Regions from separate parts of the Mus musculus genome. Here region 1 is linked to region 2. Evidence: chromatin loops called from intact Hi-C (ENCODE). Cell type or tissue: heart. All regions are shown on one strand. Each heading gives the region's core, and the rest is flanking DNA. Links, peaks and the distances in the headings are about the cores only. Region 1 holds the start of Tbx15 (T-box 15). Region 2 has its middle 61 kb from the start of Spag17.

Region 1 (16,593 bases), core at 5,690-13,689, 570 kb before region 2:
TAAAGTTGGGGCTCCAGTTCCCGAGATCAACTGGAAAAAAGTTGGGGCTCCAGTTCCCGAGATCAACTGGAAACTGAGGAGACGCCCAGAAATAAAAGCACTTTTCCAGGAGGGGAGGGCTAGGGGATATAGTGGGCCGCTGTCAGCCAGTTCTCATCCAATTCCATCGCTGCCAAATGTTAGGCCGATGTGAAAGCTTTCTCTACACTTTGCTTAACAACCCAAAATTGGATTACAGATAGGGAGGGGCGGACATATAAAACAGCAAACACCACTGGCTTCCCTCCAGCACCAACCAGGCGCAGCTCAGGGTCTCTCATTTTTCTACTAGGCCGAAATGGCAGAACTCCCCGCTCCCAGGGTCGGCTTCCTGGCTCCCATTTCCCAGGGACCCGCAGGCTTCTGTCTTTCTTCCCAGACCCCCACCATAGCTGTCTCTTTCTTTCCCTGGATGCCTTACATCAATGCTTGGGGAAGAAGAGCAAGAGGTCCATCCTACTGGTCCTTCAGTTGACTCACAGGCGCAACAGGCTTTCAGTGTTAGGAACCCTCCATAGAGCACTTCACTCGGGCTTTGGGGCTGCTTTGCTATAGCTGACATTCTGACATTTGGGGCTTTTCTCCAAGTCTCCTGCAGGATTCCTGCTCTCTCTGGACAGATTTACCCCAAATTGGTATTGTGCGAAGCTTCTTGGAAAAAAATAGGTGGAGGTTAAAGATATATATTTTATGTTGAGCTGGGGTTGTAGGCCTCTTTTATCTTTTACGTTGTTACCGTTTCTTTCTTCTTTTCCTTTTGTTCCCCTATTAAATTCTCGTGTTCTTTTAAGGCTCCCTAGCTTTTAATTTTTCTCAAACCTTCTTCAGTCCTAAAAACCCGATGTTCACCTTCTTCAGGTGGCCTTTGAGGAGGCTAATGATGACCCTGCTTACTCATGCTGTTATACCCAGACAGATCACGACACTGGGGACAGTTAGCAAAGCAAAGTTGGGGGTTTTAGTGTCCTCTGGAGCCCAAGGGCATCCTCCCAGGACACATTTTTTTTTTTTCTTGTTCCAGGAGTATGTAGGAGTTGGGCTTGGCATGATTCAGTGACGCATTAAAATGCAGGCAAATCATGGTGGCGCACACCTTTAGTCCCAGCACTTGGGAGGCAGAGGCAGGTGAATTTCTGAGTTCAAGGCCAGCCTGGTCTACAGCCTGAGTTCCAGGACAGCCAGGGCTACACAGAGAAACCCTGTCTCAAAAAACAAGCAAGCAAACAAACAAACAAAAAAAAATGCAGGCAAATTTGATGAAAGGGGGCAAACAAAAGTTCCAGGCAGTAAGGTGCAGAGGTGGGGTATGTGAAACAACACAACTGAAGAGATGAGGAGACCTATGGAGAACAGATAAGGACACCACAGGGTCAATGGTCTGCAATACCCTGTGGTATTGAGCATGGGCTCAACCCTGGGACGGCATAGCTTCTCCTTGACAAGATGGGATGTTTTAATCACACTGAACAAAACTGGTTCTCCAATGAAACAGGATTTGCAAATCAAAAGGAGGAAAAAAAATATGGCCCAACAAGTGAGGTTGCCAACATTCTACCAAGAAACCTAAAATGGGAGAAGGGGACTCTTCTTCCATTCTGCCCTCTTTTCTCTCCTCTGGATCCAATCAAAGCTGGTTGTGACAGAGGCCAGGCTGTTCCAGGGTCTTAGCTTCATTTCACTCACTGTTTTCCCACCCTTGCTGGAGGCTAGAGGTGGAGGGAGGAGTAGGCTCTGGAACTGATAAAGGCCAGAAATTCTTGGATGCAGTAATGTAGCCAAATGATCAACTATTGAAGTATCACAGCCCAGAGACCAGGAGAGACTACAGCATCCTGGAGGATGCTCCTGCCCAAATGGTTTACCCAGGATGAGCTGACTTTACCAGAATCCCTTGGGCAATCAAACCTCTGTCTTTCCAACCCACCCCACCCTGCCCCACCCTTTTCTCAATCCCTCCCTCCTTCCTCTCCCTCTCACTTTTTCTCTCCCTCTCCTGTCTCTTTCTGTCTCTCTGTCTCTCTGTCTCTGTCTCTCTGTCTCTCTGTCTCTGTGTCTCTGTCTCTGTCTCTCTCTCTCTCTCTCTCTCTCTCTCTCTCCTTCCTCTGATACCAAATCTGATTTCTGAGGCTTTGGATACTCAAGTATAAGTGATTGATACTTAGAAGGGCCAAAAGATTTGTTCTTCATTTGAATATATTAATTGGATTTAGGTTGTAGGCATGGTTTATCATGGTGTTTGGACCATGGCTTTCCAATTCAACCCTACATGTGTATCAGGACCAGGATCAGGGAACAAGGGGAAAGCCTGGTAGCACTGAAGGTCTATCTAAGGTCAGTAGCAGCTCTCTAGTGACCATAAAGTTTCAAACATAGCCCCTCTCCCAAGCTAGATGAGCAGATCTGTCTTCAAGAACTAACCCCCTCTGACAGCATACCCTGTTTTCTGGGTATTAGGTACAGCCCTCCACACTTCTGAGATGGACATGTTCTTCAAGCTGAAGTAGACACTGGGAAGAGTTTCTGTTGCTTTCTAATCACATGTCTCAGCAGCAAGTGTATATGGAATCTCCAAAAGTTGCTAATTAGTGGGGTGGGTGAAAGGCAGGGAATAGGTAGCTCTGATGTTGGGACACTAAAGAGTTATTGTTATGGGAATGAAAGTTTGCTCAAGCCCAGGCCCTAGTAACTGAGTTGCCTGGAGCCCAAGAGGCCAAAAGCAAGCTTTTCAAGCATGATCTTTACTGGATGCGCCCAGCCTGAGAGGAGTGCTTTGGATTACCTTCCTGCAAGCAACCACTGGTACCTGCACAAGGATACCCTCTCTACCTGGCTGCACCTCCCATCGGGAAAAGATGGGAAGTGAGCTCCTACCTCTTTGCTCCATGTTAAAGTAGATTTCATGCTGAAACTGGGACAGACTCCAATGTGTATTTATAACTGGGCTGGCATTCTTCATCCCATATAAGACAGTTCTATTGGTGCTTCCCAATATCTAGCCACTTCGCTTGGGTTTCTTGAAGGCAGGGAGAACCTAGATATGCAATTTGCTTCAGTAAACATACAGGAAGAGAGGCTAGGGGGTATATGGGGTTAAGAGGGGTTAAGAATTCTGGCTCTGAAGCAAGGTTACCTGCACTAAAAGCTGTGATATCCTTGCCAAGTTACATAACTCCTTTTTACCTCACAGTTTCTCCGAGTGTAAAATGTGGCTGGTAATACCAGTTCTTGGCTCATAGAAGTCGAAGTGGGTGGAGTGAGTTGGTCCATGTTAAGCACTTAGCACAGGATCCAAAAGGCTCAATAAACATTAGTTCTTTACAAGTGGTTCAGGCCGGAAAGAAGAGAGAGAGAGGAGGGGGGAGAGGGAGAGAGGGAGAGAGGGAGAGAGGGAGAGAGGGAGAGAGAGAGAGAGAGAGAGAGAGAGAGAGAGAGAGAGAGAGAGAGAGAAAGAGAAGAGTGGGTGGAAAGAGAAGCAAGCTGTAGGAATACACACTTCTTATCCTTTCTGTCCTGGAAGCCCCTGTGGTCTATGCATAGCATTGCCTTTTCTTGTTATCTGGGTTGGGTACAAACTTTCCAATAGTGAAGAAGCTGGGAGTATCCAAGGACAGACAGCAGCATAGTTCTGGCCCACTCCAGTGCCACTAACCCTTGCTTCCAAGAGTCATCCATCTCCCTAATCAATTGGTGTGGCAGACACCATTGAGAGTGAGGAGCATGAATTCATTTTCCTTTTGGAGAGTGTCTTCACCTGTCTGGACCAGTCAGTTGTCCATATGAAGACTTTGGGAAGAATGTGAACTGAGTAAAAAAGTACCCCGTTAGGGATAGACAATCTTCCTCACTCCTGGATGCCCTGGGTATTTGACTGTGAGCTAGAAAGCAAAGCCTCATGGGGTGCTCTTAGTGAAGGGATGGTTTTAGCCCACCCTTTCCTCAGCAGCAGGCTCATGGTGGCATTGATGCCTCTCCACAGATACCTACATATGTGTGCCTACTCTAAAAGGCTGACCAGGTTATAAAAGCAAATCCCAGCCATTTTAAAGGCTCATAGTTTTTTCCCCGGATGAACAACCAGAATTCTGGAACTAGTAATCTGCCCACTGTGTGCATTACCAGGGATGCTATGTGTAGAATGGTGAATCAGTGAATTGTTCCCATTTGATGTTGAGGCCACAAAGTACCTCATGAATCTGAGACAAAAATCAGAGCTCCCTGTGACTTAGTTTATACCATAACTAGCTCCTGCAACTCCACCTGGCTACAAAAGCAATGTAAGCAGAGCTCCAGCCATGCCTGACATTGACAGGCAAGCAGATCTAATTGTCCATCCCCTCTCCAGCAGCTGCACAGTTGTCCACTATGGAGAATTCTCATCCACTCTTGAATAATAGCTCATTCTCTGACGGCAGGGGAAGACAGAAATTTCTCAAGAGTGGTGGATCTTAGGAGTCCACCAGCCAGCTTTTGTGGGTGGGGTCGACTCCCACAATTCCACAGAGAACATTATGCTCCTATGTGGTTGTTTTACTGATGACAAATAGAATCTAAGCACTTCTGGCATGGGGCACGGGGTGTGTGTCCACCAATACATCAACATGTTATTGCCTCAAAGTGTGTGCTCACATTTAGCTGCTGGTCTTTGAGCTCCAACAGGGTTTAATGCTAGATACACTAGCTGTGCCCTGGGCTGCTTCATTTCTGAAAAGTTCATTTTCACCCAAGAAACCTGGGTGAGAATGAATCATTATGTCTCAAATTTCCTATAGAACAAGAGTACAGAGACTGGCACCACTTCCTCCTCCTCCTCTTCCTGCTCTTCCACCTTTTTTTTTTCTTTTTCTTTTCTTTTTCTTTCTTTTTTTTTTCCATTTTTGATTTTCCGAGAAAGTTTTTTTTTTTTTTTTTTTTTTTTCCTGTGCCCTGGCTGTCCTGAACTGGATTTGTTGATCGGGCTGGCTTTGAACTCACAGAAATCTACCTGCCTCTGCCTCCAAAGTGCTGGGATTAAAAGCCTGTGCCTCTGCACACAGCAGAGCCTGGCACTTCTTTATCTTTTCATCCAATAAGCCTTTAGATATCTCACCTTCCTCACATACATGAAGAAAGAAAGGAAGAAAGAAAGAGAAGTGGAGAGGAGAGGAGAGGAGAGAAGAGAAGAGAAGAGAAAGGAAAGGAAAGGAAAGGAAAAGAAAAGAAAAGAAAAGAAAAGAAAAGAAAAGAAAAGAAAAGAAAAGAAAAGGGAGAGGATGGGGGGATGGGGGAAAGGAAGGACTAAAGGGAACTGTTTAAGCACCTGCAAAACCACCAGCAGGGAGGAAAGAAGAAGACACTTTTTGGAAGCAAAGTTAGAATTGCTGGGAGCCCTGGGACCAGAAAAAACCCCCAAAGAACTTTCTGCCTCAGATGTGTCTGGCTCCTGGATTTGGCTTTTCTGGCCTCAGGCCTGCTGGCTCAAGCAAGAACCCACCCCACGTGATTGAAGGCAAGCAAAGCCTTGCTGCTCTCAGCTGGTCCTCCAGTTTCTCCTATTTATGCTTCCCAGTGCTTGGTAGGATTCTCCGGGCTTTGCCTAAAGCTAGAGCCTGCCCTGGGCAATTGGTGACTCTCACAAGCAGTGAGCCCTGGAAGCAGAACGCTCATTTCTTCCGTTTGTCATCTTCTATTTGAACCTGAAGGTGTCCCAGATAGGAGAAGGGGGTCAAAAGACAACAACATGGATTAAGTTTTAGATCAGGCAGAGCCTTGGCTGAAGTTTGGGTAAAGAGGTGCCAAAGGCAGAATGACCTCTGTAAATTCGGGACAGAGGAGTGTGAGGTCAGGATGTTTCCCTGCACGCCTGCGTGTGATGCTGTGTATCCTAGCAAAGTGTCATCTATGTTTAAGTCTAGAACGGGTGACTACAGGGATACATACAGTGCAAACATGTGCTTGTGAGGTGAGATAGTCAACCAGCTTCACGTACAAGCAGAGAGTAGAGCCTGGTGTTGCACACATTTGATTTGGGGTGCACACTGCCCCAAATCTGAGGCCCCAGTGCTCTCCTCTACCGTGACTTTGGCTGTGAAAACTGGTAGACAAGTTACACTAGCCTGTCTGGGGATTCTCAGACAGGTTTCCCTCTTTCACTTAAGGGCTTTGCTCAGGATGGAAGTTCCACTTCCTGCGAAGGGGAGCCCAAGGAAGGCATAAACCCCGCTGCTGGGTAGCTCCAATCAAGAGGGAAAGAGGAGCTGAGCCTGAGGGAACAGGATTTCCTCGCCTCTTGGGCGCGGCCGCAGCGAGCAGGGCCACAAAGGCCCCCTTTGTGGAGGGGCCAAGCTCCTGAGCCGACCTAAGTCAGGGAAACAATAGTTCAATGTTGCGGCCCGCCTGCCCGGCCTGCCGGGCCACACTGCGGCGGCGGCCGAAGGCGAGGAAACCGGGTGGCACTTTTTTATAGTCACAAATATAAAATCGGGGCTTTTCCCCCTTCACTCGCCTCTTGCCCCAACGCCGATAGAAAGCAGATAAATTTATGAAGGGCGAGCTAAGAGAATAATTACGGGGTGAAGGCCGTTAAATTTTATTTCAAGTCCCAAAGGCAAAACCTGCGATTTTATTGCAAACATCTGGAAGGACCGAGAGGTGGGCACGCTGCTGGGTTAAAATAAAAATAGACGATTTTTATTTCGCGAAAACAAAAAAACATCATTAAAGAACCTTTGCTCCCACTGACTTTTATTTTTAAAAAATCTGTGTTGGGGCAGGGGCGGGGCAGGGAGGGAGCGTTGGATAGCCAAGGACTCACGGCAGTGTCTTAGCTGTCGGTAACCAAAGCCAGCCTAGGAGACTGGAGGTGCGCGCTACAAGAGAAAAGAAAAGTGCTACTTTGGTCAATACTTGTCCTAAATTACTCTTCTTCCTCCCGCTGCAGCCTAGGGCTCCAGGCCACTCGCTTGTCACACCCCTTGCTTCTTTTACTTTGGAATGCCAGTCTGAAAGCAGAAGTGAAAGAGGTAAACACTGGCTCCAGTTTCCCAGACGATTTGATAGCTACCAGAATAAAACCTTAGGTCTGCCAGTCTTCTGTCCCCCGTCCCCAAAATAACTTGCTTATTCTTAGCTGCAAATTACTTAGATCTTCGCGGTATGGCGAAGGGAAACTGAGGTCCTAGCCTGTTAATCGACTTGCCTAAGGTCACACAGTTTGGGGTCCGAAGTAGGCCCGATCACCAGGCACACACCTCACCTTGGAGTCGCCATGATTTTTTCCCACCCCGTAGTCGCCTCATAATATTTTACACCTCCCCTGATGGCCAAGTTCATTACAATCTCCCTGCCCGCACAGAGTGTCCTTCCCACGTGTTTAGGGGCAGCCTAACTCGTCCTGCTGGCCAGCTATTCCTAACTTTGTTTTCAATTACTAACTCAAAATTATCCGAAATCAAAGCCGGCTGGTGGGTCACCTCCGCACGGAGGCATTAGCAGAGAGCGATTTAAGGTGGTATTTAGTGTGCAGGAGGGAAAGAAAATGTGCTCCGAGAATGTGGGTGGGGGTTCCATTTCTGGGATGCCTGGTTTTTCTTTATTCTTGTCCTGATGCTAGGAAATCTGTTTTTACCTTTGAAATTTTGCTGACTGGGCAGGGCCAGTTGGAGGAGGGCAGTCTTTGTGTTATCCCTTTCTTTCCTAACATCTCCCCCACCCCCTGTACAGGCTATGCCTAGATCTCATTTCCACATAGGTTTCTGCTGGTGTCCAGCGACTCCTGGGGAATCGTCTCTGGCTTTAACACACTCCCTTCCTTCTTGCATTCAAGCAGGAGCTGGGCTAGTTCCGGCTAGGGTTTTTTTTCTGTCAGTTTCAGGCCTGAAATAGACCCGCGGCAGATCCATAGCCTGTAGAATCAGCTCAGGTCACAAGGTGGAGCCTGTAGCTGGGAAGCCCTGAGAATGCCTAGACATCAGTCTCAAGCTGGGAGCCCCACTCTTTTCCCTACAAGCTAAAAGAGAAAGAAACGATGGTAACAGGATAATTTATGAAGACCTCTGAGTGATCAATAGAAGGAAAAAAAAATCATGCACACAGCCATGTCCACATTTTGGTTAACCCATCATCCTCTCTCCATTCTCTTGACTGTATCCTGTGTAACCAAGCCAAATATACCAAACCATCTTCTTCTATTTCCCCTGCACCTCTCCCAGGGACACAAATTTATACACTAAGGAGTACATACCCTTAGAGGGGTAGGTTAGATGAACTCCGATGGGGGGGGCACATTTATAGCCCCTCCCACTTTGGGGAAACTTCAATTTTCTCATTGTTTCCAAATCTGTTTGTCTTCACTTTCACAGGGTTGGTTTTTGTGGCTTAATTTGTGACTCTACCTGAATATGGGTCAGGGTGGGTGTGACTTGAAGAAGACATGAACTGATTTCAGAGTGGAGGACCCTGCTGGACATAAGCTTGGAGCAGGGGTGGGGCGGTGTGGGTAGGGTTGGTGTTGATGCTTACCTTGAAGGCACTGTTGCTGCTTCCTTTTCTCTGGGACATTTTGTCTGTGGCCAGCCATATGGGTGGGCTCATGCTGTCGGTCTAATGCTTGGGTTGGTGCCTGATTAAAAGAACTCTCTAAACGTTTTTAATTATATTTCTGTGAGTTTTCTCCTTCCCGTGTGTGTGTGTGTGTGTGTGTGTGTGCTCACACACACTTGTGCTCCTGCATGTACATGCATGTAGCATACATGCAGAGGCCAGAGGAGAACTTTGCAGAAATTGGTGCTCCTCTTTCGTCCTGTGGGTTCCAGGGATCAAATGCAGGTTGCTGGGCCTGAAGGTGGCAAGCACCCTAAAGGCTGAGCCATCAGTCCAAGGCCTCTTTCTGGACCAAAGTAGTGGGCAGGGCGGGGCAGGACTGATGTGAGCCCACAGAGGGTGTCTGTCCCATATGACACATCCATTTCTCAGTCCAAACCTGGCCTTTCAGAAAATAGGAAAAAAAAAAGTGGCTTTTAAAAAAGACAATGGGATGGAGGGAATAAATGGAAAAGTCTAGAAGGTGACCCACAGCTTTCTTCCTCATCCTGGTGAACTGTTGGCTCGTAGCCACAGGGTTCTGAGAGTCCCTATGAAACCAGAAGAAAGAGTCAGGCATGAGCTGCTGGAGGAGAAGAGATTTGTAGGGCTCCAAAGTGTCTTGTCTCCAAGACTTTTTGTAGGAACTCAGTATCCAGCCACAGCTCCAACAAGAAATGATGGTTGGTAAGGGCACCCTGACACTCATGTATTCCCTGAATCTGCCGGGACAACCGCAGATGCCCCTGGCTTTCTTATTCTTCCTGCCTGGGGACTTTCAAGTCATAGAAAGCTCCAGGAAGGCCCTGGAACCCAGGACTGACAGCAACATACCCATCAAGGAAGGCTCTTTTTATGTTTGCCCTGCCACCAGCTTTCTCTTGTCTAGGCTAGAGCATGATTTGAGGGAAATTTAAAAAAATAAAAGTTAGTCCTACCTCTTAAAAGGCCAGTGAACATTCAATCCATGGTTGTTGCTTCCAGCAGCAGAGGGCTCTTAATGATAATGGCAGGAACTAAATTTCCTTGGTTCTTGGGTCAGGCAGGGAAATGTGGCCTTTCAGAGGTGGCACAATGTCCCTTTCCTCCTTCCCTCAGCAGCTAGTTCTTTGGAGCCGCTCATAGGCTCTGTACTCCATCTAACTTAATTACTCAGACCTTGCTTAGCGCCTGGCTAGACTTATTGCTGGGCCTCCCGGTTGGTGCTAAGTTTTCCTCCTTTCCCAGCTTCATAGCCTCAGGATAGAATTATTTTGACCAGGAACTTTGGAATGGGGAAATGAGGCTTTTAGGCCTCTGCTCTGAAATAGGAGATTTTTTATTCTTTCTTTCCCTCTTTCTTCCTTCCCTCCGTTCTCTTTTTGGCCTCCGTATAAGTCTGCGATCTGAGGCCTTATGCCATTTATCCATGAGGATAAATAACTTGGTGAGCGGTTGGATAACAAAAATGGTGGGGGATGTTGTTTTAAGTTCCTAGGTTATCTGTGGTGAATGAACGGTCCTGAAAGCTTTAAAAGTGAGGCGTGGGAGCAAAGGGAGATCATTAGTAAGAGATGAGAGCCAAGTTCTGGAGATGAGGGGATTTGAAGAAATTTTGAAAAAGTTCCTTCCCAGCTATCAGAAGTCTTATCTATCTCCCCCCCACCCCCAACCCCGGCACCCGCTGTGGGTTCTTTGGAATAAGAGCCCGGGATAGGCGAAGCGCAGCTCAGAGTCTGCTGCGCTATGAAAGTTACTATTTGTGTGGTGCAGGGGCCCAGTCTAGCAGGGTAAGTTTGCAGACCCCGAGGCAAGCTAAGCGGCCCATGCAGGTCTCTTAACTCTCAGCGTGTCTGTCTCCTCCCTCCATCAGGTAGAACAAGGAGCGTGAAGTCCTGAAATGTTCAGTTATAAGGCCGAATGGCAGCAGGAAAATTTTTTGTTGTTGTTGTTTCGTTTTGCCTTAACCGGACCCGCTTAGAAAGTCATTGATCTGGAACACAGTAGAAACCTGCGTAGAGAAATTTGGGCAGATCTCAAAGCCCCTGGGGGCATGGGTGATATGATCAGAAATATCTTCTGCCTTTTTTTTTTTTTTTTTTTTTTTTTTTTTGAGGAGAGGGACAGGTTAGCATTTTGTCACAGCATCAGCTTCCCAGATCTGCATCTGAACTGAGTATGATAGCTAGCTCTATTAGATCCTGAGAGTTTGGAAGGAAACTGTATGGATTCGTATTTGGACTTGTAGAGTCTATAAGGGCGAAGATCAGATTTTGACTTTGAGCTGTCCCGACTGCCCTCCTCCTACAGAGAAACAAGTCGGGTGCCGGGAAGCCAGGGGTTAAAGTTGGCAGAGAAGCATCCTGGGGATGGCCAGCGCACAGCCTTGGCCCGAGCCTCAGTCTCTCCCTTCTCCCCATTGGCCCGAGCTCTCGGGCTTTCTCTTGTTCCTTTCTTGCCATTGGCTGGGGGCTGGCTTTCCTCCCCTCTGCCTTTTTCTGCTCCCCCTCCCTTTTCCCTCACCCCTCGGACAGGAGCTCACTGCCTACCCCCTGTTCCTCGGGAAGGGAGGAATTCAGGGGGGAAAAGTTTCCCAGAAGTTTGGATCAGGGAAGGACGGGAAGAACGAGTGGGGAAGGGGGAGAGGGAGGAGAAAAAGGAAGAGGGAGTGAATTTAAAAAAAAAAAAAAAAAAGAAAGAAAGAAAAGAAAAAAAAAAAAGAAAAGATGAAGTTCAGTCAGCAGAGTTTGTGAGCGCCTGCCCGGGTGGGTGGGGAGCTGGACTCAGTGCTCCATGCAACGGGCGGGCGGCGTTCCCCGCGCTAGTTCCTAGAGGCTGGGGCAGCTGGGGGCACCGGTCTGATCCGGCGGTCGAGGGCGGGGGAGGACACGGAGGGAGGGCGCAGATCACCCGCGGAGCCGCCGCCCCAGTTTCGGCCGCGGCGCCGCCGCCTCTCCAGGGCCGGGTCGGCGGGCGCTCGGAGCGTGCGGCCGCGGGGCTGCCAGCTCAGTAGCGCGGGCTAGAGGAGACCCGGGTGCGGGCGGCTAAAATGAGTGAACGGAGAAGATCTGCAGTCGCCCTGAGCTCCCGAGCACATGCCTTCTCCGTTGAAGCCTTGATCGGCTCAAATAAAAAGCGGAAACTGCGAGACTGGGAGGAGAAGGGGCTGGACTTGTCCATGGAGGCGCTGAGTCCCGCAGGCCCACTCGGAGACACAGACGACCCGGCGACACACGGCCTGGAGCCCCACCCGGGTGAGTGTGTCGGATCGGACGACGGGAGGCGGGTGGAGAAGGAACACCAGCCGGTATCCCCGCGAGTGGAGGGAGGCCCTGCCTGCTGACTCCCTGCCTCACTCCGACGGGGGTTCCTTTTTCTTGGCATAAATACCTTGAGCCTCCCTAAATTCGCCGGAACCAATTTGGGGGCCTGGCCCGAGCCTTGCATTTTAATCGCCAATTTCAAGGCCTACTTGCGTCCATCCCCCTTCTCTTGTGTCAGAGACTGAGGGCTGCGGGTCCCTGGGTTTGAAAGAGCTCAGTCAAAGACACTGGAGAAAGAGCCCAGTGGATCTGAGACTTGCTTCCGTGCTTCTGAGAGCCCCCGAGTGCTGCCAGACGAAGCCTATAAGGCAGCCATGGGAAATGTTCCGGTTTTCTCTTTTAGTTTCTCTCTCAACTAAGTTTTAGATGGTGGAGTATAATTATTTCTATTTCACTGGGGACATAGTAGATAGACACTGTATCCTGAGACCCAGGTCTTTAATCCGTGCCCACATCTCAGTATTTGGGTGGGTGCACGTTTCAACTAATTTTCTTAGATCTCTCCATATTGTACATAATTAATATGCACAAAACACTTAAAACTCAAGGCGGATGTCAATGTGTGTATTTTAACAGAACCCTAAGAGGGAGAAAACAGCTTCACATTTTGTATTTAGTGCCAAGATTTCAACAGTGCAAAACAGCCCGGGGGAACAGCTGTTGTCAAAATCCTGTAAGCACGCTCACAAACACTACACTCATAACTCGGTTTAGCGGCTTCAGAATATTTTCAACAACTAGTATTTTCAGCCCAGATTTCTAAGGCCCTGCAGAAGGTGTCCCTGCGGACCAGCTAGGATCCAGGACTAGACTCCTTGTCCTACACGGCTTGGGGGTGGGGGGGAAGAGTCAGGCAGCCGCCCACACAGGAATGGGAGCAGCAGTAGGCTCGGGAGCTTGAGGATCCTGGCCTGAAAGCTAGCCAAAGCCCGAAGAGGGACAGCTGTCGCTTACATTTTCTCTTTCAGCAGTGACAGTTCAGTTTCCACGCTCCCGAGGCTAATAATAACTCGATTAGCCAGAGACCTGCAGAGACAGAGTTTCATGAATTCTCCGTGTTCTTGCGGCCCGTTACGGAATTTGGGTTTAGTGCTGGGGAATTATTTTTATTAGTCGATGAAAAGAAAATTAAAAGGAGATTTATTTCATCCATCCACGACTTTCTCTCTTTGGGAGCAAGGGCAGGTCCACTCGGTCTGCTGTGTGGGCAATCCAGGAAGGAACCGAAGATAGCTAATATGTGTCCTCTATTCTGCCATCCCGTCACCCAATTTATCTGTTGTCAGGATTTCAGTAAGGGTCTGTACAGTTATTGGAATGACTTATGGCAACTTTCGATTTGGGAATCTCTTGTTATTTTATCTTCCTGACAGTGGATAAGGGAGAAATTATTCGATTTAGGAAGACTGATGTCAAGGGTGCTTTTCTCTGGGGGAAGAGTCTGGGTTGCTGGGAGTGTGTCTGGTGTGTCTAAGCTCAAAAGGGCCGGCATGTGGGGGTCTCTGAAACCATTGGTATAGTTCAAAGCTCTCTCCTTCCGTCTTTCTCACCCATAAGTGAGGGAAGCAAAGAGAGGAATTGGAAAAGAGAATATTCCAGTCACGTGAATGTGGAGAGCTAGTCTCCAGAATTTTGTTTAGTAGCTCTAGTCTTGGCCTGACAAAGATTCGATGGAATATAGAGCTAACCCTTAGTGACACACTTCAGCCGCTCTGTTCCATTATTTGATTGCCTGTTTTAAAAGGAAGAGGGTACACTGAGGCTAGGAAACAACGAAATGAATTAATGAGCAAGGTTCCTGAAGAAGGGATTCAAAATTGAGAACATTGGGTAGCCCAGCATGGCCTTTGGCAGATGAGACCCTCAGGTTGGAGCTCAGGCAAGGACTTAAAGGCTTTCTTATCCTCTGGATTTGGGATGAGAAATTATCCTTCAGGGAAAAAGGGGAGGGGGCTTGGTGTGGAGACAGGCCGAACCCTGCCATAGCTGCCCATTCTGGACCCAACCACACAATTTGTGAGCAGAAATTGCCAGCTGCGTAGCTTTTCTTCCTCCTCTAGTATAGTTCCCTGTCCCCCACTCAAGGCCACATTTAGAAACACTTATGAAAGAATAGCTTAGATGGCTGAGCTATCCTGTGCAGAGCAGTACCTTTCTTCTACTGTGTTTCAGGATCTGTCTTCTGCTAGGGTGGGAGAAGTTGCTGTGTGAGTTGTTGGTCTTAGGCAGAGGGGGGAAAACACAAAATAAAACCAAACTGCCTGGGGCCTGGGGCAAGATTAAATACTCATCCGGCCAAAGTAGCTGTGTTTGTCCTTCTCACCATCTTCTCTTGGACCGATGATTCAACTATTTTCGGCTGGCCCTACCTGAGCCTGAAACCAACAGGACCGGCAGACAACCCAGGGCCCAAATTGTAAAGTTGAACAGCAAAGCAAACTTTTTTAATTCAGAGACTCGGGCCGGCCCTTTGCCTTTTCAAGACCCGATTTTCTTTCCGGGTCTGGACAAAGCTGGCTTTAGTTGGCGCCTGAGCACCCGAAGCCTGGGGCGCCAACCTGTAGCAGGGGGATAGGTGTAGGGGGGCAGCCAGCCAAGACCTCCACTCTGGAGGGTACTCATAGGTCAGAGGACACAGCACTATTTCAAAAACTTCCATGGAAGCCTTGTGGCCTCCCAAATTTCAAGGCCTGCGGGTACAGATGCCTGCCCTAGTCTCTTAAGGGCACTCGCTCTCGCACTCTCTGTCTTTCGGATAAGTCTCTAGGACTTGGAGGCCACCGGCGGGAGAGAGTCTCCAGGCCCTGGCCGGTGGATAAGCCCAACAGAAGAAACTTTTCACCCAGGATTGGCGGAGCAGCTGCGGTGACTGCGGCCTTGAAAATGTATTTTGAGCGCGGGGCGGCGCCCTCTGCACTCGGACCATCCAACGCTCCACTGGGCTTCCTTCCCCCATCTTTGGTTTGGACATTTCCCGCCCGAATCTTCAGCGAAGTACAGCCAAGGCCCGGTCTCCTGCGGAGCGAAATAATTCAAACCTTCTGGGGGAGGGATTTCTCCTTTTCCAGCCTGCAGGCCGAAGGCCTTTCGGCCAGCCACGGGTTCCACCGGCCTAGAGAGGTGGCATCAGTCGCGGGTGGGCAGGTACAGGCAGGCACACTCAAGCACACTCACAATCGAACTAAGCAGAATTTCTTAACATTTTCGTTTGCATCCACGCGCGCAAACCCTCATGAAATGAGACAGGAGAAACTTCTGTCCAAGCAGAAATCTCAGCAGTCCCAAAGCACTTTGTTTCTAGTTACTAGTAACTTCTAGTTTCTAGTAATTGGTCACATTAATTAATCTTCCAGTGTATTGTTTGTTTGCTTGGAGCAAAACTGAGATTTTAATCCTGACATTAAACCCACCCCATTTCCATGGGGTGAAAGAGCAAGTGAGTGGGCGCTGGCGTTGATATTTAAGAAATGGATACAGAGGGATGAGCTGGGTGGGAATACTGATGTCAAGCACTAGGTTCAGGTGGCCAGGGTAAGGTGTGCGGAACCTAAGCTCCTGCCGAGGCTCTGCCTGGGTTGAGGCCTGCGCATGGGACTGTTATTCCTCTGTGCTGTGGGCACTACCCCGGACACATTCATGCGTCCAGGGTGTACCCGGCACCAGAGAAGGGATTATTAAGTGGGACTTGGAAATCTGCCTTCAAAACAGCCTTCCTCAGAGGCCACCTCTTTGGTAAGTGATCTTGTGTGAAGAAGAAGCAGAGGAGGAGGTAAGGATCGAATTTGTCTTTGGTTGGAGAGGATGGTCCAACCAAAGACATTCAGCTATTCACTGGAAGATAAGGGCCAAGGAGTGTCTTTTCAAACGTGTGTCAGTGTCTAAGGCAGACGTCTGTGGATGCGCGGGGCTTGGAGAACGGGACCGAGGCTAGGCAGTAGGAATTGGTTGTGGAGACTCTGTAAAATCCCAGTGGTGGTAGGAGGTAGTGGTTGAAAAGACAGTAATCCCAATTACACCTCACAGAAACAACAGAGGCCCCGGAGTGAGGGAAGTAGATGGCCAGGGTTTCTTGTGAGGGGCGGCTACGTGGGCCTTCCTACGGTTTAGTTCTTGGTAGCTAACCCCATCCCCAAGCTTCTGAACCCGAGGCTCAGGCTGACAAACTGATCTGCATAATAATCGCTGAGGTTCGGGCTCCCCGAGGAGTCACCCCTACACCTCTAGACTACAGTGCTCCGGATCTGATTCCTCTCTTGCACCCCACCTCCACCCCCAACGAAGGCTTCCCTATGGAAATCTGTTCACAACCCAGGGGCCTTGAAAGTCTCAATTCGTCTTTCCCTTGGATTCTCCATCTCTTACATTCTTACATTAGTCTTAGCCGTCGAACAATGCTTCCGAATTTCCATCCAGCCACTTTGCATCTCCTGAGTTTGTAGATGAGGTTCCCAGAGTTCCTCAGATGATGGCTGTGCAGGGAGAAAGAATTACATTTCTTGGAGCGAAATTCAAACGGAAATTAACTGCACCCTCATATCAATAACCCCTGAGATGTAAAATTTTAATTTTGAAAGACAATTATAAATGCAAAATATTTTTAGTTTGTGTGGTGTGAGTGAAGAATGCTCTAGAGCTCCTAACCTGAGGATCAAATAACAACAACAACAACTAAACAAAATAGTAATGTGTATTCCCT
Region 2 (16,593 bases), core at 2,796-10,795:
TTTACTGGCACTGATATACTATGAAATATCAGGGCTTGGGAGAGTCCTACTAGAAATCAAGGCATTTGTTAAATGGACTACATTGGAATACTATAAATCCACAAAAAGCACTTGAAAAAAATGGGTTGACATGTAAATATACTCATGATCTATTGCAGTAGATTTCAAACACTGCAAAATTATTGCATTTAAATGTTTGTGGGTACATCAATACTCTGTACCATGTGCCAGGTCAACATGGGTAGGTTTATGATTATGGTGTCATAAAAATCTTAGAATTCTAATAAATTATCATAGTCCCAAAGTGCCTCTTCCACTAACCCTGGTAGATAATACCAGTATATGAGTGAGGTTCCATCAAAGAACTCATTAACATATCATTTGCCCAGTTCCAACAAATGTTCGAAGAACACACACACATACACACACACACACACACACACACACACTTTACAAACATCCTGGCTACAGAGTAGACCTATGTCAACCTGCATTGGTAGGAAGAGGAACACATTGGATCCTTAGAAATGATTGACTGCTCAAAGGCGCTGTTCTCCTTCTCCCCTATTACAGAAACTAAATTTGAGAGAGCTAAGAAGCTTCTCCAAGCTTCACCAGATGCCTGCAATGAGAGATCTGACATCTGTAATGAGCACTTGAAGCTGTTGATATTTCTGATAACTGCCTTCAAAAGGCTCTGCTTGCTTATGTTATGGGTACTGATGCCAAGGCAAAAAGAAGGCAAATATGATAAATTTATTTGTGGAAACTAAGAGCCAAACTGGTTCTCCCAAATTTCTCTGAGCTAGCTTGTGTTCTTACTTTGCATTCTGGGTGTCCTCCAGCCCTGAAGTAGAAACTAAATCAAAGGTCAAGAGATTGTTCCAAACTGAACATCTCTACATAAGATGTAAGAATTATTCTTCAGTTGGTTCACCAATTTATCTGGTTAATATCTGTTCACTTATTCACTTGCCTGCCCATTTGTGCACTCAGTGTTTAACTAGTTGCCAAACAATAGAGTTCGAGACCAACATCTTCTTAGGCAGCTTTCGAACCAGCATGAGTGTTATAATGACAGGGGCCTAGAGGATGCAGGAGAAAAGAGGTGGGTGTGGTCATTGCAGGAAGATAAAAAAGCATATGTTAAAGGTTAGAGCTCTAAATAATGATCTGGTTTGGCTGTGTTTTACCCCCTCCCCTTAATTAAACAACAATTAAATTGTTTAATACATGTATGTTTCAAGTATTAGAATACTGGTCTCTAGTATGGTATTGTTGGAGGTGATAAAGCCCGTAATAAGTAGAGCCTCATTGGAGGTCATTGAAGGTACAGGTTCCTTCTGCCTTCTGAAGAGATTAATGGAATTCTCATGGGACTCCAGTTCGTTCTCATGAGAAAGTTGTTGTATGAGAGCGACCAATACCTCAGTCTCTCTGGCTTTTTGCCTCTCGGCACAACCGCCCTCTTTCATGTATGTTCCCAGCAAAATGCCATCACATCCATGATGTGAAGTAGCCAGGGGACCCCTCACTAGAGGTCAAGTCAATAAAGCCACCTGATGCTGGAATTAATCTGCTGCTACATATAAACAGAAGTTGTTCATTGTTGCCATAGAGAGAGAGGCTTAGCCAGCTTAAGCAAAGATCAGATCGTGAGAATTCTTCTAGGTCAAGTTCAAAGTCTGGATTTATTCTCAGGGTCATGGAAAAGCATTGGCCCAACAGGGTAGCATAATAGTTACAAGCCTAAACCACAGAATAAGTTGGTAGTTTTAAAGACTGTGTCTATTCTCCCAATTGCCTGCCTTAGGAAGTATACAAAATTTTCAATATTTGGCTGCATTGTGCCTACAAGGGTAGTAATTCTATGTGCTTCAAAAGAATAAGCAAAAGTCTCTGCGACGCTTGCCTGCTGAGTCGTCATTCCTTGTAGAATGGGGGCGGGGCAGGGCAGGGGAGAGGCCATCCGAAGGGTCCAGATGAAGAGCCAGGCAACTCTGCTGACTCCCGGTAAAAAATGATACCTTCCTCAGCTGGTGGCCCAGACAGCCATGCCTGTGCCTGGGGCAAGCACCGCTCTCAGCTCAGCTTTCACCCAGGCATCTCAGAGTCCACCTCCCCTGCAGCGCAAGCCCCTGGTCCTCCTGTCCTTTGATTTTGTTCAGAAAACATACAGCTCAGCAAAGCCCACTGCTTGGCATCCTTCAGCTCTCTGACCCTGCAGGGGTTGGGGGACTTCCTGGCTGACAATGACTCCCCTACCCGGCTTCCCCCCACCCCCCATGTACATGGCTGTCATGCTTCTTTTCTTCCTCTTGCTCAGTCATTTGCTCCCTGTCACTGGCTCAGGAATCGGGCTTTCCCCGATGAGGCAGAGATGAGCTTTCCGAATTGTGTTTATTTGTTGGCGCTCTGGTGTGAAAGCGCTCTCCATCAACTGCATATTAATCTTGTCACCAGTGTGTATCTGTTTTCCTCTGCCTCTGTCCCCTGGCCTAATTTATGGCTTGCCTTTCCTTTGCTTCCTATTGTCACAATGACAGGGAGTCCTCAGGCCCCAGCCAAACACAAGACCTGTCTTTTCAAGATGAACTGCTGTGAGGTACAAAATTCCTACAGTTTGCTTGGCAGGGCTAAATTTAGAGCAGACCTTCTCCAGTTGGTTCTGGGCCACCAAGACAAGTAGGAATGATGTCCTACATGTGCTACCTGCTGTGTTGGGTCCTATCAACAAACAGAAGTAGGAAATCTGGCCCGGTCTTCCAGTGGAAATGGAGCATGGAATGACTGGTAAACAAGGTGGTCACATGTGCATCTGAATTGTCAAACCACAGATACCATAGCACAGATGTCTCTTCCCCCAGGTCACAGCTCCAAACTATGGTATATATTAATTCCTCCAAGGAGTACCTCATCTCAGCATTTCTGTGAAATTCTTATGGTCCATTAGAATTCAGATAGTCCTTCAATGGTGATAGTCCTTCATCTAAAACATGGATGCAACTCCAGTGTTCTTTGACTGCACACCTGAACCAGGCAGGGTTGGAAGGATCTGCCTCCCTCTCCTGTCATTCCTTCATTCCTCGGGTCGGGTCTCTGTGTAGACCATTCTGATGGAGGATGTCCATGTTGACCTTTCTAATGTGTCTTTTGAGCACCTTCTTCTCTTCCCCATTAAACCACTGCTCATACTTTGACTTCACACTGAGTTCCCAGTCCACAAACCTCAGTGAGAGATGGAACATGTATATTCCATGTGTCACTTACTGCAGCTCCCTAGTGTAGTGACTGACTTGAGAGATATATCTGTAGGGGAGGAAGTAGAAGAGAGAGAAGGGGGTAGGGTGGGACTGACATCACCAAGATCAGGATTTCCGAGGATGAAGTCAGCCAGTCTTTCAAATCTGGTCTTAGTGGGTCAACTCCAAATGAAGGTGTCCTGCATGTCATCGAATGTCAAAAAAGCACCAGACTCACAGGGTCTGGTCATGACCTCCTCTGAGAAGAACATGAGGGATTTGGAAATCTGTGTTTCCTGAATCTTCAGCATTAACCACATCGTGCTCCTAGTTTACACAGGCGATTTTGGTCATCCTAAGCATAGAAAATGGTTCTGATGGCTGTCAAAACATAAGCCTTTGAAAACTATAATTCTTTTCTAATTTTCCAATTCTATGAGGCCTTCCTATGGACAGAGTTAAAAGGACTAAAGGATACTACTTTTTGCAGGTTGCTGAGAAGAAACACTTCAGAAACAAATAGGAGGAAGACAGATGGTTAAAGACCAGAATTCAAAGCAATATAATGGAATGGACCCTTTCTCCTTACTTCTCTTCCCACCATACATGCACACAGCATGAAAAACTAAAAGCTGAAAGACATCACAACTTATTCAATCACACTGTTTCAACCTTACTACGCACAAAATTGTGATAATAATACTATTTTAATGGAATTGCTGAGCAGATTAAAAGTGGCATCAGTAAATCACATTGCACATAGTAGGTACTCAGTAAAGATGATGGATTTGAGTCCATGGAGCAAAAGAAAGGTCAGGATACTGAACAACTTGGCCATCCAACCCTAACACAGCCTCCAGGGAAACCCCAGGCTGGGACTTGAGGTAACCTAAAGCTGTGGATTCCTGGGATGGCACCATGCTGGCACCATGGAGACGTCTGATACAGGACTTAGCACTGATTTATGCAACTTGCTGACTGCCCAGATCCCAAGGGCTTCCTCAGTCCAGGGCATATCTGGCTAAGAGTGGTGTTCAAGGCTTCTCTACACTCTGACACTCAGGAAGTAAGCCAGCTTTGGCTGCCCCTTTGTGCGTGAAAAGACAGACAAATTCCCAGGAGTCCCAGCTCGTACCAGGAACTCTGATGGACTCTAGCTTGTCTATCTGTGTTAACTGGTAGCTTTTAATACCATACCTTCAACGCCTGGGTTCAAAGGGTTGTTCGGAGGCCAAAGTCACACATCATCTGTCTGCTCAAGCCGAGCTTCTGAGGACCTCAAAAGAGATCCTGTCTCAAGATTTCCCTGAAAGTCTTATGGCCTCCAGGAAGAATCTACTAGGCACAGTTGATTTTAATCTATCCCTCTGCACCCAGAATACATTGCTTATGTAGATGTCTACAGGACTGAAGTCATAGGATACATACAACTTTCAATCTTACTTTTTTTTTTTTCATTGATCATAGAAAACACCTGTGTGGTTTAATTTTTTTATAAAGTTTTGTTTTTCATGGCAGTAACATTGTCACATAAAGGAAAAAAAACTAACTCAATATTCCTCTACTACTGAAAGCAGAAGCTTCCACCACCCTGCCTGCATGCTCTCCCTTCCTCTACTGTAGTCAACAAGAGACAAGTTTAGCATCACCTGGGAAAAGCTGAGGATGCGATCATACAGATCAGCCTCCGAGGACCCTATCTCTGGCCAGTGCTGCAGATCTCACTCCCTCCTGGCTTTCACAGACAATTTCCCAAAGAGAGTTTCCTGAATGTCTGGTGAAAGAAGACAAGAGTGAGGATGAAAATCGAGACTGCTCTGTACAATAACATACCTCGGGGGCTTAGAGAGCAAGCCCAGTCTTTTACCTGGTGAGGGTTCCCAGAACTTCCCTTTCACCAGTGACTCTGGTTCTCACCCCAACACTAACTAGGTGGGACCTTACACACTGAACATACAGTCACATGATGTTTTTACCTGTAAGTGTTCTGGCCTTACTAGAACATCATCTCTTCTTTCATGCTATTCCTTCAATAATTTTTATTCTTCTTGCCTTATTTTTTGAGATATGATTAAAGGCAAAGAATGAAAGTCATAATGATTGGCAATATGACATCTTTATACAGGGTTATTTTGGCCACAGTAGGAAATCAGATTTGAGGATTCACCAGAATGTACAAGGACCAACGTTACTGATGAGTCTGCAGGTGTGAGAGACCAGGGTGAGTCAATGCATGCACACACATGGGAGAGCTATTTCCAGAAAGGAAAATAAAGAACACAAGAAAAGGAGGAGGAAAAACAAAGGTAGAAGTGAGTTCTGGTGTGGGAGGCCAGAAGCTGAGTAGCAGCTTCGGCAAGAGACTAGCTTGCAGGTGACAGGCAAAAAGAAATTCACCAAGTGTCTAAGTGGCCACAGCCAAGGAAAGAGATCAGAGTGGCAGGAGTTATGGGAGTCTGTGCAGCGTGAGCCAAGGGTAAGCAGAACCCAGAGAATGTCCAAGAAATGCCCTGGTTTGTTCAGGGACCGTCAGTCTAAAACACTTGTAGAACACAGAGAAAAGTCCCTTTCCTTCCATCTTGTGTTCAAGGAAAAACCACTGAGGCATGAAGAACTAATCTCTTCATCCACAGCCAGCAACTGGACAAGGGACACAGTTTCATCTTTCATAAACTCCTAAGTGGAAAAAGTTGTTACATTTAGAATACATATAGACAGGAGGCAGGCAAGCATGCTATTTAAATACCTAATAAGTACGTGTTGCCTGAGGAAGGAAAGAAAGGAATTTGTTGGTTTGGTTTGGTAAATGTAGTTACTGTTTATATGTTGAAGCTTTGCAACCATGAAAGAGTGAGTAAAGGGGTGGTTGGCAGTTGCTAAGAAAGAAATCCACAAGTAGACCTGAATTTCTGACTATAGTTGTTTTCTATTGGGAAGTACAGAACAAACCATGCTTTGCCTGGACAGTAGGTCCATCTGTGAGATTCCTGTGACCCCACTCAGCCCAGCAAAAGACAGCAACTTTCTGAGGCAGGACTCTGAACTAGCACTGGCAGTGACTCAGAGGCCAATATCAGGCTCCTAAAATCCAGCACAGGGATTCTGAGCTAAGCACACAGTTCCTACAAAGCACATAAAGACTATGGGATAAATGTCATGTGACACAACAAACCAGGGAAGGGTTTTGGTTTTGTTGTTTGTTTGACAACATATTTGACAAAAGCTCTAAGAGTTGCTTGCCCCAACGTTTACCTTCTTATAAGAGTCAAGAGTCATTTTGTCACATGAGAAGACCCACGACATTAAAGGAAAGAAATGCCAAGCAAGTATGGGTTACGGTGTGTGGTGTGCTTGCCACAGAGAAAGGCCGTTTCAAGCACTGTACTTGAGACTGAGAACAACAGGCATTTAAAGATCAAGCTTGCATTCAATTCAGGTCAAAAGAGGATAGAGAGCATCAGAGCTGAGGTTACAGAACATGATGTGATTATGTTGCAGCTTACCCTGCCGTGTACAGCCTTCCCAGCTGGCACGGGGCGTTCTGAAATTCCCTTCCTCTGGCATGTGGAGCCTTCATCACATGAGCTCCTGATGGGGACATCCCCACAGCATGACCTATTACTCTATGTTCTCATAAAAGCAGAGCCTGGTCTGCAATAGAAGCCTTTCCATCAACAGAAGGAAAATTGTACCCCGGGGGGCTGCAAGGAATCAAGTGTGGGCAAAATACAAGGTCTGATGCATAGTTAAAGAAAGGCTTGTGCTAAATTCCTCAAACAAATCTTGGTGGTTCTGGCCTAGGTCCCTCTTTCTTTCTGCCAAGAGAAGTAGAAAGAGATAATAAAAAAATTAAGCCTGCTAATCCTACCCAGAACTGCCCAAGACTACTTTGGGCTAGGGACACACATGTCAGCCCTCAGAGATGCATATGGGTGCATTTTGTTAATCCCCACCACTGCGTGTCAGGGATAACTGATCTATGACTAAAAATAGTGTGAGGACAGCAATAGTAGCCATTTGGGGCTGACCTGAGGACACAGTGGAAAACTTGACAACAACACAGGAGAAGCTTCCTGGCCCAAGGCGCCAGGCTCAAGGGCGAGAGGTCAGGTTCATGTGCTGGGGAAATGTGATTGACAGCTCACCTCCCAGAGTGAGTTTCAGTGGTGGTAATCTTCTAGTGCTGTTGGGCACCTTCTGAGTGATGTGGAAAGAAGTAAGACCTAGAGGTCCCATGGTATAGGTCATGGTTTTTCCCTAGCATGAGTGACATTAAAGAGAGCTGTGCAAATCGAGTAAAAACAAGTCTGCTCATTCCACTAACTTCAGTCGGAGTTTCGTCTCTAGAACTGGGAAAGCATTTGAGCCCACAGAGAGTAGGTCCAAGCCACAGGGGGCTCTCTGGATGGAAGGGGAGAAAAGAAGGGGGCAGAGAGAATCCTCAAGGACATTTACCAATTGTCCAAATTACTTGGGTGTAGTTAGTGGCATTGGGTATTTCTGTATCCTAAGAATATGCCTACCACCAAAGATGACCTTTTAGCATCATGGGCCTTTTGAGTCCCGGTTTTTACCCTATGCAGCCTTTACATGCCTACTTTGTACTGGATACTGTGCAAAAGATCATTCTAAAGTCTGCCTTCAACAATCCTTAGAATGATCTCTTTACTCATCTTGTTCTATGAACATGAGGCTTTGCCTGTGTGTATGTCTATGCACCACTTGTATGCTTAAAGTTTGCTAAATCAGAAGAGGGCATCAGATCCCCTGGAACTAGAGTTACAGAAGAGTGTGAGCCACCTTTGGGAACCAAGACCTGACTCCTGGTCCATTGGAAGAGCAAAAGTACAGCCTTAACTGCTGAAACATCTGTCCAGCCCTGTTAGAAATGAGACCTTGCCTAAAGTACATTTAGTAGAGGAGAAACTGAAGGAACATTACCAGGCATTCTTGGAAAGGGGGCTCCATGTCACATATCATTAGAGTGGTGACCACAACCCAGAGTGACATGGACATTTTCCTTATTTCCAACAGAGTTCTGTACATTCTTGACAAAGACTAGGCTCTCATTTAATATATCAGAATATATAGTTCTGGGTTCTTGAACAAAGTATTAAGTAGAAATTTCTGTCATAGTACCTTGCCCTTAGTCTCAGGCCATGAGTCTTATAACTATTATAGCTTACTTTTAAAAATTTCACATTTAATCAAATTAAAAGCATATATTTCTATTAGCAGTCAAGTATCAAGGGTAGATTATGAGAAAGTGCAGGACTCTGTGTGTATGTGTGTGTGTGTGTGTGTGTGTGTGTCTTTTGTGTGTAACATACTTGTTTATATGGATTTTCTAATGAGAACACATATTTAGCAACTGTTAAAATAAGTTGGAGCTTTGAGGAAATGTCAAAGGTGGAATTACAGATTTAAGGGCCAGTTGTTTGTATAGTAGTGATGTTTGAAATGATGAGAGGCTAGAAAACTGAGATCTTAGAGGACAAGAAAAGTCTGCAATTTCCTAATTTTCTCCACTTAGCTCCACAGATAATCTGATCCCCATATCAACCAGCACTGTGCTCCCATTTCTAACAGGTTCCAGCCTCTTCTAGATTCTGGGGTCAATCTTGGCCATGGAGAAATTTAAGATGCTCTGGGTTCTTTTAAAGTTTATACTCAAAGGGTCAGTGGATCAGCAATTGAGAGCACTTTTTGCTCTGACAGAGAACCCAAGTTTGGTACCTAGCATCCATACCAAGCAGTTCCAAACTTCCTATAATTTCAGCTCCAGAGGGCACAATCCTCCCTGGCCTCTGTGGAAATACATATACATCACACACACACACACACACACACACACACACACACACACACACACACACACACACAAACCTTCAAATAGAAGTAAATCTTTATGCCCTAAAGATCAAGCCAGCCAAAATCCTAGCCTGTAGTGTGGCAGAAGACATGAAGTCCCACCCCTAGCTCAGGAGCTAATAGATATTGGTGGTTGCTAGGAGAAGAACAGTCCACTTTCTTTATGAAGGCAACCCCCATAGGTTACCCATGCTCACACAGATCGTCTTGTACACAGGCACATACTGACATGGGAGGGGAAACCATAAGAGGGTTAGGGGTAGAGTTACATGGGAAGGAATGGATGGCAGATTTGGCATATTATATACATGTATGAAGGTTTCAATCAGTAACGAAGTAATGTATTTATCTCTATAGTTAATCCATCCTAAGTCAAGACAGGAATGTGGGTCTCTCTGTCTTGTTCTCCCATATGATCACCCTCCTAAGATATCAGTTCAGTGTTTGTTCAGCTAGGAGGTACGTTAACCAAGCAGGGTTTGTATAGAGAGATAATACAAGATCAAGGGTAGACTCATGATCCTAAACAGAAACAGACTCAGAGGAAAACAGCAGACTAATAGTAGAAGACTCAAAAACAAAGTAACACATGGAGTAAAGCCTGGGTGATATTGGTTCTAAAACCATGAAAACTATCATAAGAAAGGGAGCAAAGCACAAATGCAGGAGTGCCTGAAAGCTCCCACACTCGTAGCCAACAGAATTTTCTAGTATGGATAAAAATTAGAGAAGCCAAGTATCTTTGTATCTTGTAAAGAGAGTGCAATCTTAGACAGAAAGTGAATAATATTTCAAATCTCTTATAGATGCCCATACTCTTTGGCTATTTTAGTTCATCTTTAATTGTTTAGCCTCAAGAGATGAAGGACCTTCATTCAGTATGGAGAGTAATTTCTTTGAAGAGATAACAGAGGAGAAGGTGGACAGAAAAGAACAGAAAATGCCACCTATCAGTAAAATAAGGGAAGGAGGTGCATGGGATGATGTTAAATATGTCAGGCGTTTCCTCTCTCCCAGGTCTCACCCTCACAGCCTCTCTTTCTGAAGCCCGCTCACATGTGCTACTATTCAAATCTAGTCTATACTAAACACATTTGCAAAGAGAGCCATCGCTTCTAGCTTGCTTTGAAGAAAAGAAGCACACAAGGAAAAGAGTTTATTTCACCTTAAAGCTCATAGTCCGTCATTAAGGGAAGTAAGGCAGGACCTCCAGGCAGGACCACATAGGGAAGAGTTTACTTCTTAGAGCTCATCGTCCACCACTAAGGGAAGCCAGGAAGGAGCTCCAGGAGGAACTTAAGTACAAACCCTGGAGGGACACTGCTTGCTGGCTTGCTCCCCATGGTTTGCTCAGCTTGCTTCCTTATATCACCCATGATCACCTACCCAGTGATGGTACTGCCCACTGCACGTAGATTGAGCCCTCTTATGATCAATCAACACTCAAGAAAATGCCCCCATAGACATGCCCTCAGGAAATCTGACAGAGGGAAGACCTCAGTTGAGATTCCCTAGTTCCTAATATGTCTAGATTTATGTCCAGTTGACCAAACTATAACACCACCCCATCCCCCCTTTTTTTGCTTCATTTTCCCCCCATACCTCCTAGCATTCTATAAAAGTTAATTCATCTTTTTATCTCAGTGGCAACTTCCACAGTGCTGAGACTTTTTTTTTTTTTTTGGTCTAGTTTTCTTACTAGTTTATCCACGAAGCCTAGAAAACTAACAGCACATAGTGGTTTATAGTTCTAAGGTCCCAGTGGGAAAAGTTGTAGAATGTTCTGCTGCCCATGGTTCATCTATGATGATACGCAGACTCACGGTTTTAGACAAGAAGGGCATAGGGGAATGGGATGAGAGTTATGGCCCACTCATGGTCCAAGTTCATCCTCTAAACCTAAACACACCATGTCCATATTTATAAAGATTGGCAAAGGAATTGCTGCTATTTCCATAAACTTGCCTTTCTAGACTCTTGCTGCATCTCTACCTGAATCCCTAAAGCTTTGGTCTGATTTTCCTCTTTCCAACTCTTTTCAGGTTTCATTGCTCATTCCCCTTCCTTATAGGTGTAGACATCTCCAAGAGGCAGGCACCACATCAGTGAGTTTTATAAAATAGAGACACATGTTAATTATGATAGTAAGAAAGTGAATAGATACAATGCCAGGAGAGATGGCTCTGCGTGCAAGTGCACGTGCCTCCCAACATTCTGACCTGAGTGTAGTGTAAGGAGAGAAATGACTTCTAAAAGCTGTACTCTGACATGCCCATGGCTTGCACACAATAAACAAACAAACAAACAAACAAACATTTTTAAAGAGTTTTGGTGGAGACCTTTTAACAATTGTGCAGAAAAATACGATTACCTTTACCAGGGACATAATTCTCATCCATGAGGGAAAGCCCGGTTGCCTCACCAATCTTTCCTTTTATGCTTCCTCTTTGGTGTGGAAGAATGAAGAGCTTTGAGATGTGTGTTGGCAGTTTGTGATGGGATGCAAGTTGTTCTTGAATGATGAGAAAACAGAGGGATTTATTTTCCTAAAACATGGAGCGGATTTTGGCTGATCTATCTAATTCCGACAATGAGTGAGTGAAATGGCCAGACCTCACAAGTCAGCCTCTCGCTTAGAAACTCAGATGAAGCAGCCAAGCACTCACGGCCCTTCAAGTTTCCATCACACTGCTGCTACACAATGATATCATTTATTCATCTGTGGTCAATTAAATCTCAGCACACTGTAAGTGCATCGGCAGGTTCCATTTCCATGGGTGGCACCAACGATGTCCTTCCAAACTCAGTTTACCCATTTCCCTTCACTATTAAAGGGCACAGAGGAGCCAAGTTTGTACACACAGTGCATGAAAAGGGGGGGGGCATTTTAAAGCTCTGAACAATGTCAAATTGTGTTTGCCTGTCAACAAAATCGGTCCCAGAGAAAGGCCCATCAGAACATGTCAGCACTCCATATGAGAGATCTGTCAGCTGCCCAAAATGAAAAGGAAGGATGGAAATTCCTCTAAAAATAGAACTTTACATCTTCTTAGGGATTTCCATCTGGAAAAGCTCAAAACATTTGACTACTTAATTATATATCTGTAATTATGTTTCTGCACTCGGTTCCACTGAAAGGACACCAAAGCCTTCGTGATTCCCTTATACAATCCTGAGTGTAATAGGACGATGAAATGGAAGCTGACAGTGAAACTCTGTATTCCTCAGAATTCTCCAGAGACACAAAACCCTTAGCATGCATGTGCACACATTCATGTGATTTAGCATAAAGAATCGCTTCCCACAATTTAGGAGACTAAGAAGCCACATATTGTACTGGAGACCCCAGAATGCCAGTGGTATACCTCTGATATTCAGAGAGTCTAAGTTCCTGTCAAGGGCAGAGGAATGCAGATGCCCTAGCTCTGGCTGTTAGGCAAAGAGCAAAATTTCTCTGCCTTTATTTCTTGTTTGATTCAGGCTCTCAATAGATTAAATAAAGCCCAGGCATATAGAAAGGAATTGCCTGTTTTACCCAGTCCAACGATCCAAATGTTAATCTCGTCCAGAAATACATTTAGACACATTTAGAAATAGTGTCTTATTTGGGTACCTAATGTCCCATTAGAGGTGATCCAGGAAATTAAGCCTCATAGACACTTTGCACAACTTTCAAAGGAAATTCTCAAACTGACCTATGGAACTTGATCACTCACCTGAGTTAAGGATATAAAAGGTCAACAGGTATATATTTGGAGAGAATTTTTATCTATAAAAGACTATTTCATCTTCAGTCCAAATCTAGAGAGAGAGGGGCTCTTGAAAAGATCAATATGATATCTTCATATGAATTCTGGGAATCTTGGGCTATAATAGTTTACTGTTTGCAGCACAGCTAATAAACACAAATGAGGAAAGACAGAACAGGACTTTGTGTGAGAATAAAGTACATTTCTAGAGTCAGGGCAAGGTATTGTGCATTTCCTGTGAAACAGACAATAGCAGTAATCAATCTATGATGCCTGTGATTGAATATGGTCAAAAGGACTTTGTAGGTGTGAGAGGGATAGAAATTTGACATAGGGAGACACAGTATAATGACAAGAATTCTTATACAAGTCACACCAACCCAGAAAGCAATGTGATTACACCTAGGTAAGCAGAGATTAGAAGATGTTACTGGCTTTAACTGTGGAGTGTGGAATGATGAGCTAAGGAACTGAGTTACTGCTAGGTGTCACTGTTCCTGGGAAGACATGGAGAAATGTCGAATCACCACAGAGAGGAAACTAATGACAGATTACCAAAGTTCAATGTGGTGAAGCCAAGAATTTTATTAGGGTTACTTACAAGAATATGGGGGAAGTGATGACTTACAGAAGCAAAACTTATTCAAAGACCACCCCAGCATGAGTAACTGCTCACAAATTCTCAGAACATGGGGTGTACTACACAGCCTGTAGGGATCTCAACTGGTTAGGAAGAGTCCTTTCCATGTTGCTTAGGTGGTCTGAGTATCTTCCAGGTAGCTTGGATGTTCTCTGTTCCTTCCCGACAGCTTGGCCAGCTTGTTTCTTCCAGATGACCCATCTGGTCTGAAACTCTTCTGAGAAGTTGGGACTTGCTAGAGGGTGTTTCTTAGCAGATTTTTCTGCTTATATGTGCTTGGGAAAGGAGGAGCCTAGTAAGTCTGATTGGTTTCCAAGGCTTCCTGAGGTTATTGAGTTGTTCTCTTCCTAAATTGACTGAGGATGGAATGTTTGCTTTCTTTTGGAAACACTATCCTGTGTTTCTAATAATGAACATCCTTTCAAGATAAAGGGTCTAATCTCAGAGGAAACTGGAACACAACACAAGGAAAAGAGACAACCTCTAGGTAGAAATGTTAGGGAGACATATTTTCTCCTATGGCTTCCAGAAGAAACAAGGGCCTCATGACCCACTTCTGGACCTCTGACCACCAGAACTGTGATATAATAAATTCGGGTATGCTTGTACCTTTAAGCTACCAATCTTATATTAAGTTGTTCTGGCAGCAGTAGCAAGCTAATGCATAAGATTTGCTCATATTCTCATGGAGGGGCAAGGAAAAATAATTCTTCATTACAGGGATAAGAGAAAGTAAAGGAAAGAAGTGCTTTTGATCTTTTGTTTCATACATCATGTTTGCCCAATAAAACGGTTGTATTCTGTAAGTAGTGTCACAAGAACTTTATGATCAGCTGTTATGGTACCAACTTTCAATTAAAAAAAAACCTGAACTTCAGAGGTTAAGAAACCTGACCAAGTTGACCTGGTAGAGTAGTCTGCCACATGGTGAAGAGTGCACAGTGATATATTGGCTCTTCCAAGCCCCATCCACTCCCTGCTACCTCCCTTCTACTGGACTTTCCATAGTGCTCATTTTACATGTATCAGGAGCTATCAAACACCCACCATAGACTCTATACCTTCTAAATATATTACTTACCCTAAGATTTAATGTCTGATTCACTATGTTCATCTTTCCTAAACTTTATCAGGGTCTCCTTAGCTAAACTCAAGTTCTGACCTCTTGGGACCTCTTGGATTTGTTAGGGTGTTCCTTCAGTCAGTTTCTGAAAATCAGCTTGTACAGGTTGTAACTTGGGTCTTCTTCTCTTGACTTCTAATTCCTCTTAACACTATCATCACCAGCTCACTTTTAGGCTCTTCTATCTACACTACTCTTTAACTTCACAATTGCTGTCAATGCCATTTACAGCGAGGTGAGAGCATTTGGGCAAACATCAGGTAACATAGAATGAATGGCAACATTAACAATCAAAAACAGAGGAACTTACTGTCTGGGAGAGTTTCCAGGCGATAATGTAAGGTCAGAATTCTAGGCAGAATCAAATAGAAGACAAAGAAATGAATGAGTTCAAGGATATCAAAGAAGCTAAAATGTACAGGGCAAAAGAAAGGGGGCATCTACATGGAGAGAAAGCTCAAATTCTCAAATTCTCAGCTTAGTATTATTGATGTATGTGTGTGTGCATGTGTGGAACTCTACCCCAAAAGAGCACAAGAAGTTTAGTAGAAAGGATCCACAGTCCTCTTAGGCAGAGTAGAGAAATGATGTATTTCATAAGCACCAGGTAGAGCACCCATAAGAGTGACAACAAAGGGCCAAGAGTTGAAAGGTTCAAACTATTATCAATTACTGTGCCTAAGGGAAAAGTTCAGGAATAGTTATATGTTGGGAATATAAATATGTTGGGTATCTAATAAGGTAAGATGCACAAGCTCTTACATATATTAAAAATTACCACACAGTTAAGGAAGCAGGAAAAAAAATCAACCCAATTCACACAGATGTTAACATTAATAGGAAAAACCTTTAAGTCACGTGCTTATTTTATATTGTTTGGTAGAGTTAGGCAAAACACATTTAAATGACTTAAATTTTAGACATAAAGTATACAATGTGAAAGGAAAAATACATAGGATGACATGAACATCCCATTTCACTTTATTGAGGAATCAGTGAACTAAAGACAGCAGTATTGGTTACCCAGAAGGAAACGGAGAAAGTAACCAGACTAAAATATAACTAAATAAATAGAGCCAGGATTTGAGTGATCTGGGAGACAGGTCAGCTTCATCTGTGCATAACTAGAGCACAGGGACGATTTGGGAACTGGTGTTTTACTTCATTTGTTTTTTATTTTATTATATATTTTCTTTATTTACATTTCAAATGTTATACCCTTTTCAAGTTTCCCCTCTGAAAATCTCCTATTCCCTCCCTCCTTCCCCTGCTCCCCAACCCACCCACTCCCACTTCCTGGCCCTGGCATTTCCCTATACTGGGGCATAGAACCTTCACAGGACCAAGAGCCTCTCCTCCAGTTGATGTCTGACTAGGCCATCCTCTGCTACATATGCAGCTAGAGCCATGAGTCCCACTATGTGTTTTCTTTGGTTGGTGGTTTAGACCCAGGGAGCTCTGGGGGTACTGGTTAGTTCATATTGTTGTTCCTCCTATGGGGCTGCAAACCCCTTCTGCTCCTTGGGTCCTTTCTCTAGCTCCTTCATTGAGGACCCTTTGCTCCATCCAATGGATGACTGTGAGCATCCACTTTTTGTTATGTTTATTTAGTGTGTTTTGTGTTCATTTGTCAGTGTGTATGTGTGTGTGTGTGTACATGCCACCCTATAGTACATATATAAAGATCAGAGGACAACTTTTGGAAGCTAATTCTCTTCTTTCACCATTGAAGGTAGACCTGGGGATTGAACTCGGGTGGTCAAATTTGGCCACAATCACCATTATTCCCTGATACATCTCTCCAGCCCTGAAGTAATGACCTTGATTGTAATGTACTTTAACTTAACTGCTTGGAAATTGAGAGGCAATCATGTCTTTGTAACAAACTCAACACCTTCTTCATCTCCTAGTGCCTGTGAACTAATGATGTTTAAATAAAAAACAAATAGTTGTTTACCGAGTTATTTA

The links. Peaks named below come from ENCODE experiments on the same cell type or tissue, not always from the same donor. Only the 100,000 strongest peaks of a DNase experiment are listed, where the experiment ranks them.
Region 1: a loop joins it to region 2, with 5 times the contacts of the local background. A loop is called at or near these places in 5 of 42 quality-filtered maps.

The regions. Positions count from the first base shown.
Region 1 is chr3:99,242,258-99,258,850 of GRCm38, forward strand. Tbx15 (T-box 15) reads left to right here and starts at 11,503. Exons shown (of 8, transcript NM_009323.2): 1 at 11,503-11,828. The coding sequence starts at 11,624. In heart, for the core only: no CTCF peak of the experiment used is centred there; no DNase peak of the experiment used is centred there; H3K4me3 peaks cover 1,486 bases; H3K27ac peaks cover 656 bases; H3K27me3 peaks cover 6,874 bases.
Region 2 is chr3:99,816,155-99,832,747 of GRCm38, forward strand. No RefSeq gene overlaps it. Among named protein-coding and RNA genes, the nearest start is that of Spag17, 61 kb to the right of the region's middle. In heart, for the core only: no CTCF peak of the experiment used is centred there; DNase peaks (open chromatin) are centred at 6,777 and 7,307; H3K27ac peaks cover 1,059 bases.